2 separate regions of the Mus musculus genome follow, and region 1 is linked to region 2. The links are chromatin loops, found by intact Hi-C in ENCODE. Cell type or tissue: heart. All regions are shown on one strand. Each heading gives the region's core, and the rest is flanking DNA. Links, peaks and the distances in the headings are about the cores only. Region 1 holds the start of Pole4 (polymerase (DNA-directed), epsilon 4 (p12 subunit)). Region 2 overlaps Gm32425 (a long non-coding RNA gene).

What was found. Peaks named below come from ENCODE experiments on the same cell type or tissue, not always from the same donor. Only the 100,000 strongest peaks of a DNase experiment are listed, where the experiment ranks them.
Region 1: a loop joins it to region 2, with 4 times the contacts of the local background. A loop is called at or near these places in 12 of 42 quality-filtered maps.

What each region holds. Positions count from the first base shown.
Region 1 is chr6:82,650,693-82,655,082 of GRCm38, forward strand. It overlaps Pole4 (polymerase (DNA-directed), epsilon 4 (p12 subunit)), which reads right to left and starts at 2,173. Exons shown (of 4, transcript NM_025882.3): 1 at 1,932-2,173; 2 at 1,391-1,475; 3 at 745-786. The coding sequence starts at 2,147. In heart, for the core only: a CTCF peak has its summit at 2,418; DNase peaks (open chromatin) are centred at 1,949 and 2,259; H3K4me3 peaks cover 1,463 bases; H3K27ac peaks cover 1,223 bases.
Region 2 is chr6:82,700,683-82,705,072 of GRCm38, forward strand. Gm32425 (a long non-coding RNA gene) reads left to right here. Exons shown (of 3, transcript XR_377779.4): 2 at 2,840-3,113. Among named protein-coding and RNA genes, the nearest start is that of Gm32534, 12 kb to the right of the region's middle. In heart, for the core only: a CTCF peak has its summit at 2,232 (motif pointing left); a DNase peak (open chromatin) is centred at 2,229; H3K27me3 peaks cover 837 bases.

The DNA of each region.
Region 1 (4,390 bases), core at 216-4,215, 50 kb before region 2:
TTTCTGAGTTCGAGGCCAGCCTGGTCTACAGAGTAAGTTCCAGGACAGCCAGGGCTATACAGAGAAATCCTGTCTCGAAAAAATAACAACAAAAAAGACCTCATGCTCATCAGCAGGCAGTTGTGAAGCACACCTTTAATCCCAGCACTCTGGAGGTAGAGGCAAGTAGTTCTAGGATCTCTGCGAATTCAAGGCCAGCTTGGTCTACAGAGTGAATTCCAGGAGAGCCAGGGCTACACAGAGAAACCCAAGTCTCAAATAGAGCAAAAACAAAACAAAAAAGTGCTTGCTGCTCTTCCAGAAGCCCTGTTCACAGCACCCATGTTTAGCAGCTCACACTACTCTTCTGGCTCTTATGGGGGTACCTACATACATTTGGCATATAGAAACACACATACACGTAAATAAAAAGGAATCTTAAAAAAAGTTACAAATTGTTTCTAATTCTTAACATTATAAAGGAGCAATATTAATATTTAGTTTGGAGATATAAACAGGATTCAAAATCTAAATCCAATTCTACTGGTAATTTATATACTCCCTCCTTCTTCTTTTAAGCTTGCAATTTCCCTGTAGAATTTCTAATTCCCCAAGAATGGAAAATGTTCCTTTTTTTTCTATCAAAACAGGGAGAATTGCTGCCATGTATACAAAGGAAAACCACACATCTGTTTTATAAGGTTTTATAAGGTTTGAAGCTCACATCATCAACAGAGAAATAGTCTGTGCAGGCAGTGAACTCACCTTCTAGAAAAGCGAATTCATCCACAGCTTCTATTGCATTATCTGAAACACAAGGTAAAGGGATACTTGATTGGCTCTTGCCATTCAGACATCAGACCCAACATGGAATTTTATGCAAATGACATCACTTACAAACTGTAACCCAGAGGTCCTAAGATCCATCTTTACACTCACTATTCTTTTAACTGTCTCACCTCAAAAGCCAGCGAAAATGCTGTTCAAGGCATCCTACAATCCTGTCTTATTCCAAAATTCACTTTTCTCTCTACTCTAAAGACACTAGAACAAGGCCGGGCGTGGTGGTGCACGCCTTTAATCCCAGCACTTGGGAGACTGAGGCAGGTGAATTTCTGAGTTCGAGGCCAGCCTGGTCTACAGAGTGAGTTCCAGGACAGCCAGGGCTGCAGAGAAACCCTGTCTCGAAAAACAAAAACAAAAAAAAAAGATACTAGAAAAAGAGTTTGGCAGCATAGAAGGGAATGAGAGGTACAGTCTCTAAAGGCTTACACATGTGGAAGGGTTACCAGGTAGACAAATAAACCAAAAGCCAAATTTCCCCTTGCTTCAATGATGCCTTGTGAAACAGCTATAAGAAAGCCCAGCCCATAGCTCCCCTGTCCACCCTGGGGTACCACAGCGACTCTACCCAAATCTCTCCTCTGGAGAGTTTTCCTCTTTCCTTGTTGAGCACAGCAGTAGGCATCTTTTGCGATAGTCTCCACGAACAGTTCCTGCAACAAAAAAAAAAAAAAGCAAGCAGAGATTAGTGGACTCTAGCCCACTGAGATGAGCAATCCTGTGTAGACGTGGACAAGAAGGGTAAAGGGGGAACTCTACCACACAGGAAAGTTCTAGAAGCTACCATTGTACTGAACTTATGAAAATACTTCTGCTATCCCTCTCCATAGCTCCAATCCCCCTGCTCTAATATCTCCAAATCCACCCTACTCATTCATTAGGATCCCCTTCAAGTTCTGTGTGAGCCGTGGGAGCCATGCAAACTAAATTTGCGTGGGTCCTCGTGAAGAGGAGAGTGGCTAACCAACTCAAACGGGGCCCACAGAGGCCTTCCTAGGTCTCAGTCAAGTCAGGTCGGCGTACCAGGGCCCGCCACGCCCCCTAGCGCCACGCCCCCTAGATGCCACGCCCCTTTCCCCGACCCAGGCGCCCTTGCTTCCCCGTCGCACCGCGGCACGCGCCAGGATAAAGATGGCTTCCTGTCCCGCCAGCGTTACGTCAGGGTCTGCCTTCACCAAGGCCTTTACTCTCGCCAGAGGCAGCCTCGAGAGGCGAACTCCCCCGGGTGCACTCGTCGGGGCTTGGGCCTGCGAAGCCGCTGCCTCCCCTCCGGGAGCCTCTTCCTCTCTGGGCGTCCCGCTCCCAGCAGCCGCCGCTGCCGCCATCCCCTCCCGAAACGTGTGGCGCGCGGTCGCTGACTGAGCGCGCGCACGCGATTTCGGCCCCTTTCCCGCGCCGGGTAGAGACCACGCCTCTCCGTGTGGGCGTGGCCCCACCCTCACTAGGCGTGGCGCGCCAGAACCGCCCCCTCTGACTCCGGGGTCTGATGTACTCTTCCGGGCGGCCACAGCCTGGAAGCGGCCGGGCGTGGCCTAGCTGAGCCGGAAGTCCGGATGCTTCTCTAGAGCCTCAGTAGGTGCTGAGTTTAACCTCTAGGCCAACAGGAGGGGAACCCGTGGGTGTCCCCACAACGCTGCCCCGCGCAGCGACAGACCCGGGCCAGCGCCGGGGATCATGTTTTAGGTGGAATGGGACGTTTGACGGGCAGAATTGGAAGTGCGGTTTAGTGGGAGGAAACCACTGCAAAAAAGGCGTGCAGACACGGAGAGCAAGTTTTGTCTGTGGTTGGTCAAACAAGGGTTAGCTCAGAACACTGATCTCCTTACTCAAAACAACAAAACTAAAAACTGTGTTCTCTAGGAACATTAATTGCATAGGGTTTATGTTTTAAAATACTAGTATGTAGTGTTGGCAAAACATTATCATGACAAGTAACTTTTCAAAAACAAAAATTGGCGGGGCGGTGATGGCACACGCCTTTAATCCCAGCACTTGGGAGGCAGAGGCAGGCGGATTTCTGAGTTCGAGGCCAGCCTGGTCCACAAAGTGAGTTCGAGGACAGCCAGGGCTACACAGAGAAACCCTGTCTCGAAAAAACCAAAACCAACAAAACAAAACAAAAACAAAAATTGATGAGAAAAAAATTAATGTCTCCTTTAGAAAACAATTTGATCGTCTAGCTGCTTCTCAACATTTTACTATCTGTTTTTTTGCATAGTTATGGAAAATTCCACTGCACCTTCTTGAGAGAATGAGAATGACTAAGATTAAGATAACTTTTACCAGGTGTGGTGGTGCACGCCTTTAATATAAGCACTCAAGTAGCAAAAGCACATCATGCTCTTTGAAACCAGCCTGGTGTACAGAGGGAGTTCCCAAGCCAGCGAGGACGACATAGTAAGGCCCTATCTTTAAAACAGAAAATCGCTTTGACCTCGCCGGCCTCTGCAAAGGATCTCCAAGAAGCCTCTCCCTGCCTCTTCTTACCTATGAGTTCTCATACCGAACCAGAGATCTGGCATGGAAGTGTGGCAAATATTCGCAATAGGCAAGAGAGACAACTCAGTAAAGTGTATGCTGCTCATCAAGGACCTGAGTTCGAATCACCAGAACACAGTAAAAGGCTAGTGTGATAGAACTCCTGTAACTTCTGCACTAAGAGAACAGGATTGCTTAAGTTCTTTGGCCAGCTAAGCTAGCCGAACCAAATCAGTGAGCTTGTGGACCTTGGGCCTTTATACCAACAAATGCATCCAACACACACTAAATTTTTAATATAAGGCATAATAAGAACACTGTGTACCTAGTTAATTGCTTTATATAAATATTAATGTTTAGTCATAATGCCTGTACTATTGATGCAGGTAAGTAATTTTATTTACAGCTATGAGTGAGCCACAGACTGTTCCACAGTGTACCTGTGGAATAAGGGGAAGCCAAGGGCTCATTGCATAATAACCTGAAATCATTTACTTCCAAATTTAAGCAATAAACTTTAACTGGGTCTATACACAGAGGCCCCACTGGAACAAAATGAGTTTTGGCCAGAATTAAAAGCTCCAGGGGAGGAGCGATGAGTTACATTGTACCAGAGTTTTCCTTAGGACCTTTGTCTTGAGTGCTCTCTACTGTGTACTTAAGAAAAAAAGAAAAAAAAAAACCAAGAAACTTTATTCTTATTGGTTGATTGTTCGTAGAAATTGATTACATAGATTTCCAATCTTTTCACCCCAACTTTGAAATGATTTAAATCCAATGTAACCTGTAAGGATCACTGTACTGGGCTCCTTCCACCCTCTCAATTTTGTAACACCTCCAGGTCCTCTCTGCACCTGGACCATATAGACTGGGTCTCTAGTTCTTTTGTTCTTCCCCCAAAGCTTTTATCTACTTCAGATCCCAGGTTCTCTTCATTATGGAAACTTCTCTTCCCACCTAAAGCTCCACAGATGAAGTTAAATCAGTCATACTACTGAACACCTGTCCTTTAGAGTGCTGGTCCCACAGTAGCACGGAGCCTCTCCCTGTGCATTTTACTTCTCTAGTCCTACTTTCCCCAGATTGAAAA
Region 2 (4,390 bases), core at 268-4,267:
TCTTCCCGAAAGATGGCAAGCAAAGCTTGGGAAGCAGGAAGAAGCCAAAAGAGCTGGGAACAGTGATGGTGATGGGCTCATGGAGAGGGCCAAGGGGACAGCAGATGACCCTGGAAACTGTGCGAAAATTCAAATGCACCTTTAGGATCAGAGACTGTGACCTGGGTGTGTGGCCTTTCTGGGTGTGTGACCTGAGCTATTAACAGGCTTTCTCCAGCAGGAAAGTCTCAAAAGTGTGAGTGGCTAGGGGGAGGTGGGTAGGTGTGTGTGGATTAAAGTGGGGTTTTGGGTTCTGGGGTGTGTTGGGGGGGGAGGAGTTGGTTTACATAGGCATGTGTGCAATCGCACAGCTGTGGATGGCAGATGTCAACCTCACAAGTCCCTTAGTTACTTGCCACCTTGGGATTGCTGTGATCTGTCTTTACATTTATTTGTTGTGAGCACCTATACTCAGCAGTCAGAGTCAGTTCTTTCCTTCCATTGTGTGGGCTCTAGAAATAGAACTCGTGCTGTCAGGCTTGGTGGCAAGCCCTGTTACCTCCTGTGCCATCTCAAAGGCCTCACTGTGGTTGTTTGTTTGTTTGTTTGTTTGTTTGTTTTGAGACAGTTTCTCACTGGTTTGGGGAACACCAAGTTGGCTAGAATGAGTAGCCTCTAAGTGGCAAAGATTCACCTGTCTCTACCTCCGCAGTACTGGGATTACAGGTGAAAAGGTCAGCTCAGAAACTTTGGGAACGTCATGAAACACTTGCCCCTCTGGAAGGAAAAGGCTAATTAACATTTCTCAGACCACGGGGGTGGGGGGCACATTCCACATGGCTAACCCTGCTCACCTTCAGACAGGGAAGTCCTTGTCACCTCATTCCCTAAAGACCAATCAGTTTAAAGGGTGCACTGTTCCACCAATCATATTGTGCCTAGTTGCTGATGCTCTATTTTGGCCCTGGAAACCATATAAAAACTGGCCGAACTGCTGCTGGTGGTCGCTGCCTCTCCTTCAGGTCTGGGACGACCCCAGTGCACTGGAACAATAAGTTCCTCTTGCTTTTTGCATCAACCCCAGCTCCACATGGTTCACTCAGGGGGTCCCCAGTAAGCTAAGCTTCCCCAGAGTTTTATGCAAGCATGTGTCACCACATCAGGCTACAGATTCTGAAACATTTATTTATTTGTTTGTTTGTTTTTCGAGACAGGGCTTCTCTGTATAGCTCTGGCTGTCCTCACTCTGTAGACCAGGCTGTCCTCGAAACTCAGAAATCCGCCTGCTTCTGCCTCCCAAGCACTGGGATTAAAGGTGTGTGCCACCACTGCCTGGCTCCGAAACATTTTTTTAAAGATTTGTTTTAGGGCTGAAGAGATGACTCAGCAGTTAAGAGCAATTGCTATTCTTCCAGAGGACTCAGGTTCAACTCCTGGCAACCACATGGTGGCTCACATTTGCAGGGATCTGCCACGTATACACTATATATATGTGGCTGGTGCACATACATACATACATACATACAGGCAAATCACTCATATGCAAAAATACATTTTTAAAAAAGGTCTATTTGTGTGTTGAGTAGGGGTGGCTGCACACGTGTAGTTGCTGAGAGAATCCAGAAGAAAGTGTCAGGTCCCCTGTAGCTGGAGTTACAGTGGTTATAAAGCTATCCACTGAGGGAAGAGAACTTTGGTCTAGTGCAAGAGAAGTAATGCTCTTACCCCTGAGCCATCTCTCCAGCTCGAACTTTTTAAACGTTCTAATCAAGGACCCTGAATGTTAGTTTCACACTGGCCTCTGTCCTCCCGGCACAACCAGCCAACTGAATTCCAGGAGGCGTCCAGGGCAAGCCAAGAGAAGACAGAGGCAGCTGATGGAGAGGTTGAGGGGCTTATAAGAAAGGGCATGTGGCTTCTCCCCCTCTATCCGACCCCACTCCGGTAACTGTCAGCTGAAACAGCTACCTCGTAAAAGACTGGCAGGTGTACCACCATCATCACCACCATCACCCGGGCCCCCGGCCCCCATCCCTGCTTCCCTACTTCCCTGCCCCCAAGGAACAATCCTAACACACCTGCAGAATACAGTCAAAGGAGGTGCAACCGGAACATAAACTGCGCATCAGTCAGCCAGTCATGTCTGGCCCGTGGTTCCCAAGGGCTGGTTTCTAGCGCCTGTGACACTGCACAACACGTGTAGCTCCGCAGAGCTCTTTCAGCACCTCCGAGGGGCGGGCGCCACCTGGTGGTCACTCTGAGATCTACTCGAGGCCACGTGCTCTTAAGAGCAGGGGAGCTAGGAAGGCCAATTCAGCACTGGGGAGGTGGAGGCAGGAGAATCAAGAATGCAAGGCTAGCTTTGGCTACACAGCGAGCTTGAGGGCAGCTTAAGCTACACAAGACCCTGTCTGAAAAATAAAACAAAACCATCAAACAAAAAACCAAACCCAGTAGCTAGGGAGATGGCAGAACTTGTTAAATTGGGCTAACATGAGGACTTGCATTGAGATTCCCAGCATCCATATAAAAGCCAAACAGCCATGGCTGCCTATATAAATCAGCTAGACCCCAAAGCTAGCTGGCCCACCACATTAGCCTAACCAGTGCCTTCTAGGCACTGAATAGTGAGGCTAGTGCCCTGCTGCAATATTCAAGATGGAGAGCAAGAAGTTCCCAGGGCAGACATACACACAGCCACACACACCCACATACCTGTGCACACACATGGATGTGAAGAAAGAGAGGAGGGAGGAAGAAAGAGAAAAGAGGAAGAGGGAGCCAGTGGTGGAGCAGAGATGGTGAAAGTGAGGCACCAGGTGTGGATGAGCGAACTTCCCTCAGTTCTGCATTTGCCCAGGAGGAACAGCTTCATTGAAGAAGCACAAAGAAAAGGCAGCCGTTGAGAAAGGGAGTCTGTGTCTGCCGTGAGAGGATCAGAGACCTGCGGGGACACAGAGCAAGGCAGGAGTTCGGGGCCAGCAGAGAAGAGCTTGCTCTCACCGGTGAACAATGTGGCCTTGTTGGGGCTGGAGGAATAACTCAGAGGGTGAAAGGCAAACCTGACAACCTGCGTTCATCAAATATCCCCCAACCACAGATTTGCACATACATAGGCCCTCACCCATCCACAGGTAAATCATTGGGTTTTTTATAATAGTTTGACCTTGTTCACCAGCACAGGGAACAATACTGAGGCTCTAGAGTATAGACTTGAGACCCTTGTTGCACTGGGTACTTAATACCTGTTGTCCTGCTAATTAAGGTCAAAGTCTACCGTTGTCCAGATAGCCTTCTGAGCTCAGCACAAAATGGGAGACTCCCTTTACCAGCAGAGATTCTCCTTCTCTGACCTTGTCTGAGGAGTTCAGAGCCCCCACCCTCTACCAAAGGTTTGTCACATTCGTAGCCTTGATTAGCTCACAGTTTCAGCTGCCTTTCTTCCACCACAGAACCCATTCAGCAAGCACCTGAAATCCCCCAAAAGCCTCTCCATGCTAATGAGGCGTCTCAGTTCCTTATCCTTCAGCCAATGACCTTTGCCCACCCTCGATATTCCTACAACCTTCCCCAAAACTATACAACCCAAGAAAAGTTGATCTGTCTCCCTGAAGCTGATCCCGGAGATAAGTCTGCTATTTCTGTTGTACTCACAGGCTCTTCCAAACCTGCCTGTTGACTCTGCTTCCCCCAGGAGAAGGGAGACCCAGACACCCACTTTATTTATTTAATTTTGAGACAGGGTCCCTCTGTGTGTCCCTGGCTGGCCCACAACTCACTGTATAGACCAGGCTGAACTCATTCACAGAGATTCTCCTGCCTCTGCCTCTCGAGTGTCACCAATCCTGATTAATTTTTTTTGCCCTTGCTGTTTTTGAAGCAATGTCTTATGAAGCCGGGTGGACTTAGTCAGGGTTTCTATTGCTGCAACAAAACACCATGACCAAAAGCAAGTTGGGAAGGAACGGGTTTACTTGTCCTACACTTCCAGATCACAGTCCATCATTGGAGGAAGTCAGGACAGGAACTCAAGCAGGGCTGGAACCTGGAGGCAGGGGCCGATGCAGAAGCCTTGGAGGGGTGCTGCTTGCTGACTTGCTTCCCCAGGCTTCTGAAGCCTACCTTCTTATAGAACCCAGGACCACAAGCCACAAGATGGCATCCCCGGCAATGCGCTGGGCCCTCCCCTCATTGATCACTAATGAGAAAATGCCTTACAGCTGGATCTCATAGAGGCATTTACCCAACGAAGGCTCCTTCCTCTGATGACTCTGGCTTGTGTCAAGTTGGCACACAAAACCAGCCAATACCCAGGCTGTCCTGGAACTTAGTACGTAACTGCTAAGGCCTACTTTGAATTCCCAGTTCTCCTGCCTCCACTTCCCAAAAGCTGGAATGACAGGCACGCACC